Linked DNA regions of Homo sapiens: region 1 is linked to region 2. Evidence: chromatin contacts called from ENCODE Hi-C or POLR2A ChIA-PET data. All regions are on one chromosome and are shown on one strand. The core of a region is the stretch at or near the end of the contact, and the rest is flanking DNA. Distances in the headings are between cores, read along the strand shown. Region 1 overlaps ATXN7L1 (ataxin 7 like 1). Region 2 overlaps CDHR3 (cadherin related family member 3).

Region 1 (3,955 bases), core at 145-2,644, 210 kb after region 2:
CGAGTCTGAGGTCATTTTCAGACACCAACTTGTTTTGTTCTATGAATTTAAGGAGATTTTAGAATTGGGGAACAAATAAAATCATTCTGTCAGAGCAAAGGAGAAACATCTTTGTATATTGCCTTAAGCTTTCCATGCACCGTTAAGTGATTAAAATGCAACTGAAAACTCTGATAGCAAAAAGAAAAATTAATAAATACAGTATAATAAGTGCATAAAGATTATTAGGGGAAAGGAAGACTCTTAGGACCAGCCATTCTATGTCCAGATTTGAATCTGCTTGGAGTGAATCACATATCCTTGAACTACAGTTGCTGTTCTTCTCAGGAATTTGGCCTGTCTGAGTTCATGTAAGCAGAAGCCCACAGATCAAAACCACTGTCAGCCACCAGCACAGCTTTTTGATAGTTTTCCAAGGAAGATCAATAGCACCTGGTCCTCTGGCCATTGTCACAGGTTTGTCACATCCGTAGGTCCTACCGAGATCTGTGGGTCCAGTTACCTCCCAGTGAGCAGAGACTTAATTAATTAATTTATTTATTTATTTTTGAGACAGAGTCTTGCTGTGTTGCCAGGCTGGATTACAGTGGCGCGATCTCTGTTCACTGCAAGCTCCGCCTCACGGTTCAAGCTATTCTCCTGCCTCAGCCTCCCAAGTAGCTGGGACTACAGGTGCGCACGACCACGCCCACCTAATGGTTGTATTTTTAGTAGGGATGGGATTTCACTGTGTTAGCCAAGATGGTCTCAATTTCTTGACCTCATGATCTGCCCGCCTCGGCCTCCCAAAGTGCTGGGATTACAGGCGTGAGCCACCACGCCCAGCTAAGACTTACTTTTTAGGTAGAGCTCACATCTACCTTCCTGGAAAGAGCTTGGAATGTTTAAATTAACATAAATACAGCCCCAATTTTTTTCATTACAGTACCTTTTAGAGTAAGTTAAAATGAAAAGCATAATGTTTAAATTATATAAAATTATGTTAATAGCTATAGCATTATAGCGTATGCCATCTTGACATTTTTGTAATTCCTATAGCGACTGAGGTAGTTTCACAACCCTGAAATCTAAGGCCATTTTCAGGAGCTGTGTTATTTTTTCCAAGAAACTAGAATTTAAGGTTGTCTGTTTTGCTGTCTTCTTTTTTCCGACCGTGGGATTCTCTATGGTGAGCGTAGATATCACTGATTGCCAATAGGCTGTCCGACTGCCTTCAAAGTAGTGTCTGCTTCTTGCAGCTTCTCTGTACATCTGGTGCTTCACCTGGAATTCCTGCTTGCAAAAGGGAGGAATCAAGCCTTATTTAGTCTCTCTTAAGGTTTTCATCATTTGAGCTCTCACCAGTTGTTGCTTCATAATGTCAAAGTCTCGAGCCTTGGAAGGTATCCAGGGGCAAATTCAAAGGCACGCAGCATCTAGCTTGATCCTGAATCCACAAAACCAGCTGTCTTCCCATCTTAGAAACAAGTCCTGTGTAAATAGAGAATTGGAGATGTCACCCTGCCTTTTCCTTAACTGTAACCATTTTCAAAAGTGAATATTGGATATAAACTAAAGTTTATAAACACATGACTTTGCTTGTCAAAAGTGTTCTCTCTAGAAGGCTGTTTATCTGGAATAAAACGCTGCTCCCATGCTGCCAGTTTCTTTTTCAGTGTTGACTTCAGAAGCACTTTACCAACTACACTGGGAAGTCAGTTAGTACTTTACTTTTGTAGGAACCATTCTGTTGTCCCAAACTTTGTGTCTCCTTACGTCACAACTGAGTTCTGTTCCATCCCTCCCTCCTCTGCCACCTGGGGGTGTGAGAAGCAGATTTCAGCGGGAGGAAGGCTGTGAGAGTGGACAGAGGCCTGGGAGAACCTCAGTGCTATTGGGAAGCAGGCTGAGTGCCAGACCAAGCTGATAACGTGAATGTGATGGACTCTGCCATGAATGGGAATTGTACCAGAAGTTCAGTAAGGGAAGTGGAGGGCTGCTTGCTCGAAACAGAGGCACTGAGAAGAGTGTGATAAATTTATAAGCAGACCTGATTTAATGCTACAAGCCTGATCTGTGAGTAATCTCCTGAATAATCTTTAATGAGTAAGCATTAAGTCAATAGACATTGGAAAGAACTCCAGTAACCTAATTCCCCATCCCCCACCCCACCCATGACAATTTATAGCCTCATTTGACACAGGAGGTGATCAACTTGTTTACCTGGCTCTGTTGGGCATAAGTTCTTAGGTCAATAATTGATGCGGTAACCATAATTTTAAATTAATATAATGATTTCCATTTCAGTTCAGTTCATAAAACCTGTCTGCGTCCCAGTATGGTACATGATGAATATAATTTTCCATTTTATAGCTGGAGAAATCGAGCCAGGAAGCAGTGATGCTAGAAGGGGACACTAGTCAGCGAAGTGCTGGTGTAAATGTTTTAACAACCAGCTCTCTGCGGGAAGAAGTCCTGGTTTGTAGTGGATGCCGATTTCCATCGTGTAAATACTCCCACCTTGGCTGATTCAAGCTACCAACATGGCATCACTGAATGCAGAGTTGGGAAGAATTGCACATTTTCAGCTCTTGTGAGCTGGTACTAGCTGGCTGCAGCATAATGGCATTAATGATTCAGTTTCTGGCTTCAGGCTCTTGGATGACCACTGAGGACCAGCTCAGACCACTTTAAATCCCAACTTAACTCTCAGATTCTGCTCAGCCTCTCACTACAGTGCCTTGAAGCGTGTTTTTCAAACTTTGAGTTGTAACCCATTGAACAGTCCTGAACTTAATTTAGGGAGCTGAATGAGCATTTTTTAAATGAAATAGAATAGAGTAAAATAAGAAGAAATGAATAGAACAACAGAAAATATCAGCGTGTACACCACATGTTTCAATGATGGATGATGGATGGATGGATGGGTGGATGGATAGGTGGATGGATGGGTGGGGTGGGTGGGTGGATGGAAAGATGGATAGATGGATGGATGACTACATGTCTATAGCGGGTTGGGGTCAAAAACTAAAAATATTGACCCAGAAGCCAATGTACCTCTGTTTTCTCATCTGAAAGATGGAGTTAATGGAGTTGCCTCCTCCCTGCCTGTGATCAGGCCAGGGGGTGACCAGATCACTCTGTGATAATGCTGTGGTGGTGCTAGCACTCTATCTAATCCACAGTTTATCCATTTGTGGTGACAAAACAGGGCAAAGCAGACAGGTCTGGCTTTGTCTCTTTGGGAGATGGTTGTACATTGTGTTTGGACAAAGTTCCGTCTTCATTGGGCACATGTTTTCTTGGCATTCAGCCACAGCCTAGAGATGCCTCCCAGTGGCTCTCAGCCTTCCTCTGTCCACATGTGTACACATGTGCACATACACACACATGAAGTTCTGCAGTCAGAGGGATCAGCCTTCCTAAGTCTGCTGTGAAATGTCATGGGGGAGAGTCCTTAGGAGCAAGGACTCTGTGTTGGAGGGAACTAGTGAACTTTTAAAAATAAGAGAGGTAATGATGAAAGCTTTCTCCACACTCTCTCCTGAGTCCCTCCTGGAAAAAGGTACAAGGCCAAGCAGTGTGTAGGAGTCATCACAGCAACCCCATGAAGCAGAGACTGTTAGCCATTTTCAGAGATGAGGACACTCACCCTAGGAAAGGCTCAGCAATGAGCCCTCTGCTCCCAACCTCACCTTCTGACCCCAGGCCAGTGCCCAGGCCAACAGCCCCTTCAGAGCCTCAGGACAGCCTGTTAGTCATCCAGGAAGCCCTTCCAAACTGGTTTTCTTATCTGTGAAATGGGATGTTGTTCTACGTAAGAAGCATTTTGCTGAGAAAAGAGAAATGGCTTTAGAGTCAGAGTATCCGGGAATCTCATGCTACTTTTTACAAATCACTGCTGTGAGATTGCAAGCAAATTACTTTACTATAGTTGCCTTGCCTGGAAAGTGGAGATGTTGACAATTTTGCAGGT
Region 2 (3,556 bases), core at 92-2,591:
CCTTGGTAGAATTTCTTACAAAAATATATCGTGGCTGTCATGAGAATGTGCCTGGAAGACCTTTAACCATGAGAGCATAACTGACCATCGGCCTCAGCTGCTGGGCTCTGAAATCCATCACTGTGTTTGTGGTGAGGCCACGTACCAACAACTGGTCATGGCAAAGATACTAAGGCTCATTCCTGTCCTATGTCAGTTGACACTGGCTCCAGGACCCCCAATGCCCTAGCTGAACACTCCTTAACTGCATGGCAGCCTAGAATATGTCCAACTACCTTTTCTCCCTCTTTCCTTCACTCAGATCAGCCTTGCATCATGATCTGATGACTTGCCCAGCCTTGTCCATCTCTCTCCCCATTTTCTGCCACAGGCATCTCCCCTAATAATAGCCTTGCACATTTAATCCCATCTTAGCATCTGGTTCTTGGAGCATACACTTCTCTCTGCAACCAAACTCTGTTCCCTTCTTTGTTCCACATCCTCTTTTCATGGCAGATAAAATCAGCTCTGGGCTCAGTGCATACGGAGCAAAGTCTGACAGCAAGAATGGTCATGGGCCACTGAGGATAACAGGTTTGCTTGCTGGAGCGTGTAATGGAGTCTCCACGATGCCTCATTGGCAAAGATCACCTCTGTATTTCAGCAGGATTGGAGTCTGAACATTCCTGCCTTGATTGCACAATGTCATGGTTTCATTCATAGGGACTTAGAAGAGACACCACTTATTAAACACCAACTGCATGCTGTATCATACCAAGCACTTTAAAAACACTATCTCTAATTTCCTCATCTCAGAGAGGTTTGTATTCTTGTCCCCACTGCACAGGGGAAGAAAGAGTGGTTCCGAGCATTTTCAAGGCCTGTCCAGGAAAGTGGATGTATCCAGACTTGATCCTCTGCAGTGTTAGAGTCACTGTAAACTTTAACTTCCATGCATAAGTATCCAGGCTCACAGATGGTTTGGGGATCTAAGCCTTGATTTCAACTCTGCAGAAGCCAGGAGATTGCATCATTTAAAGAATCCAAGGTCCCGAAGCCAGACATTTCAGGCACTCCAACAGAGGCCTCCTCACTTGGCCCTCCAGGGCTGCTTGGCCTGTTCTCTCATTCGTCCCTGACAGTTGGTATTCTTCCCCTAAACGCCTAACTTGGAAAGCCACTCCCCTCATTCAGCAATCCCTGCCTCAAAAGCGAGCTGCCCTCGCTCCCAGCCATCAGACCATGTTTCTCTCCCCATGCAAAGTTGACTGTGTCCAGCCCATTCTGAATCAGCCAAACTGCTCCGCCTCTTGCTCACAAACAGCTTGCAAAGCGCTTTCACTGAATCGCCTGACAATTTACAACCAGAGCGGGGGTTGTCACGTGCCTCGGATGCCTCCGTCGGGCCCTGGGCTCATTCATCATCAGCCTGGGAAAGCCTCAGGGGCCACGGTACGAAAGGCTGGGAGCCTGCAGGAGCCCGCGCGGGCAGCAGGGGGCGCCCGCCTCCTCCACGCCGCCCTCCTCCCTGCGGGAGCACAGCACACCGCCTCCAGCAGCCGCGCTGACCTCACCCGCTCTGCCACCTGCTCTCAAGAACTCCACAGCAGAGACCGCGCCCACAGCCTCCAAGGAAGGAACAAACATTCAAGAGCAAGTGTCAGAGACTGTGGCAGAACCATGCCATTGTCACTTTGTTCTGTTTTGACCTGCTTGCGTGCTTGGCTTTGACATAGTTGGACTGGAGAAGGTATAAGGCTGGGAGGATGGCGGGTGCTGCAGGTCAGGGCTTCTCAGCCCTCTCCGCACCCGCCCTTATGCAGCCTTGGGACGCGAGGCTGGGCTTTAGGCTGAAGACCTCCGCCCCTGGAACTGCAGAGGAGGGGTCCCTTTCGTTGCCCTTCCTCACATCTTGGCGTTCATAGGGTGGCTGAGAGTTCCTCCCGCTAGAAGAGCCCAAAGAGGGAACTTGAGCCTTGGTTAGATTATCTTCAGTAATAAATGCAGTTAGTCCAGCTACGGATTTCACATTGGCCTTCAGGGCTAATCTGGAGGGAAGATTATCAAGTGCAGGACTCTGTTTGGTCTTGCCTGGACAGTCTAGGATATTCGAATTGCAGTTTCACCAGCTAATATGGAACACAGTCTGCAAACTGTCCTCCCATACTCCAGGGGACTCTGGACTGCAGGAAGCCAAATATACAATTAACAGATATGCACTGAAGAGAGAAAATGGACAAGGAAGATTTGAGACAGCACAGCCCTCTCCAGGCATTCTCACTTCTTAACCTTCACCCCCTACCTCTTAGGGCAGAGGAACAAGGAAGAGCAGGAGGGCAGAAGAGGGCAGGAGCTTCCCAGGATGTACTGGAACCACCCAAGAGTTCTAGCACAGATTTAAAATGTCAAAGAAAGTGTAAGTGTGATGCTGCAAATTGTCTCCACTCCATCCCCTGGGCCCAGACATCTCTCAATTTATGCACGTAAAGGTGTGGAAGTCACAATCCTAACTACCCATGCAGCTGTCCCCACCCATCTAATGGACTTGTAGGGCTTAGGTTGGGATAGGAACCTACTACATGCTTAAGATTGTGACTGACGTTATTGGGGTGTCAGCAGGAAGCAGCTGGTGAATTAGGATCATTCTAGGAGGGGTCAGTAAAGGGACTATGAAGAAGGTGCTCACAGAGTATATGGAAATCTCATCAGATGGTGCAATATCTCAGGGCTCGTGAGAGTGAAGCACCCTTACCACCACTAGGCCCAGGGAAGCCAGTGGAGGAAGCAGGTCCTGCGACAGAGAGCTGCTTTTGGGAATGGAGATCTTCAGGCAGGGAAGGGATGCACCCAGCTCACAAAGAGAGAGCCTGACCCTCCTCTCCTTCTCTTTCCAGGACTCCCCATTGGCCAACTAGAAGCTGGAAGGCAAGGGAGTTGGTTGGTATCTGATATGGTTTGGCTGTGTCCCCACCCAAATCTCATCTTGAACTCCCACATGTTGTGAGAGGGACCCAGTAGGAGGAAATTGAATCATGGTGGCAAGTCTTTCCTGTGCTGTTCTTGTGATAGTGACTAAGTCCCATGAGATCTGATGGCTTTATAAGGGGGAGTTTCCCTGCACAAGCTCTCTCTTTGCCTGCTGCCATCCACGTAAGACATGACTTGCTCCTCCTTGCCTTCTGCCATGATTGTGAGGCTTCCCCAGCCACGTGGAACTGTAAGCCCATTAAACCTCTTTCTGTTGTAAATTGCCCAGTCTCGGGTATGTCTTTATTAGCAGTATGAAAATGGACTAATCCAGTAAATTGGTACCAATAGAGTGGGGCTCTGCTGTAGATACCTGAAAATGTGGAAGCAACTTTGGAACTGGGTAACAGGCAGGGGTTGGAACAGTTTGGTGGGCTTAAAAGAAGACAGGAAAATGTGGGAAAGTTTGGAACTCCCTAGAGACTTGTTGAATGGCTTTGACCAAAATGCTGTTCATGATATGGACAATTAAATCCAGGCTGAGGTGGTCTCAGATGGAGATGAGGAACTTGTTGGGAACTGGAGCAAAGGTGACTCTTGTTATGTTTTA

The links. Hi-C counts contacts between places; a loop is a spot of excess contacts on that map. ChIA-PET counts read pairs that join two places held with the same protein, here RNA polymerase II (POLR2A). Pooled maps may share reads with other maps.
Region 1: a loop to region 2 is called in a map of IMR-90, with 10 times the contacts of the local background. The contact joins two enhancer-like sites. A Hi-C loop is called at or near these places in 1 of 168 maps with a recorded cell type or tissue (IMR-90) and 9 of 50 pooled maps. POLR2A ChIA-PET finds 5 or more read pairs at or near these places in 2 of 52 experiments (GM10248 and T-cell).

Annotation. Positions count from the first base shown.
Region 1 is chr7:105,792,955-105,796,909 of GRCh38, reverse strand. All of the region lies in intron 2 of ATXN7L1 (ataxin 7 like 1), which reads left to right. Among named protein-coding and RNA genes, the nearest start is that of ATXN7L1, 82 kb to the left of the region's middle. RefSeq lists enhancers at 1-170, 1,240-2,439. Within about 2 kb of position 1,394, at least 11 of the 41 ENCODE cell types and tissues checked have a DNase peak (open chromatin) inside an H3K27ac peak, as active enhancers do; they include IMR-90, where a contact is called at or near this core.
Region 2 is chr7:106,007,581-106,011,136 of GRCh38, reverse strand. The region is part of intron 8 of CDHR3 (cadherin related family member 3); the gene reads right to left. Among named protein-coding and RNA genes, the nearest start is that of CDHR3, 46 kb to the right of the region's middle. RefSeq lists a silencer at 1,387-1,576. Within about 2 kb of position 1,341, at least 8 of the 41 ENCODE cell types and tissues checked have a DNase peak (open chromatin) inside an H3K27ac peak, as active enhancers do; they include IMR-90, where a contact is called at or near this core.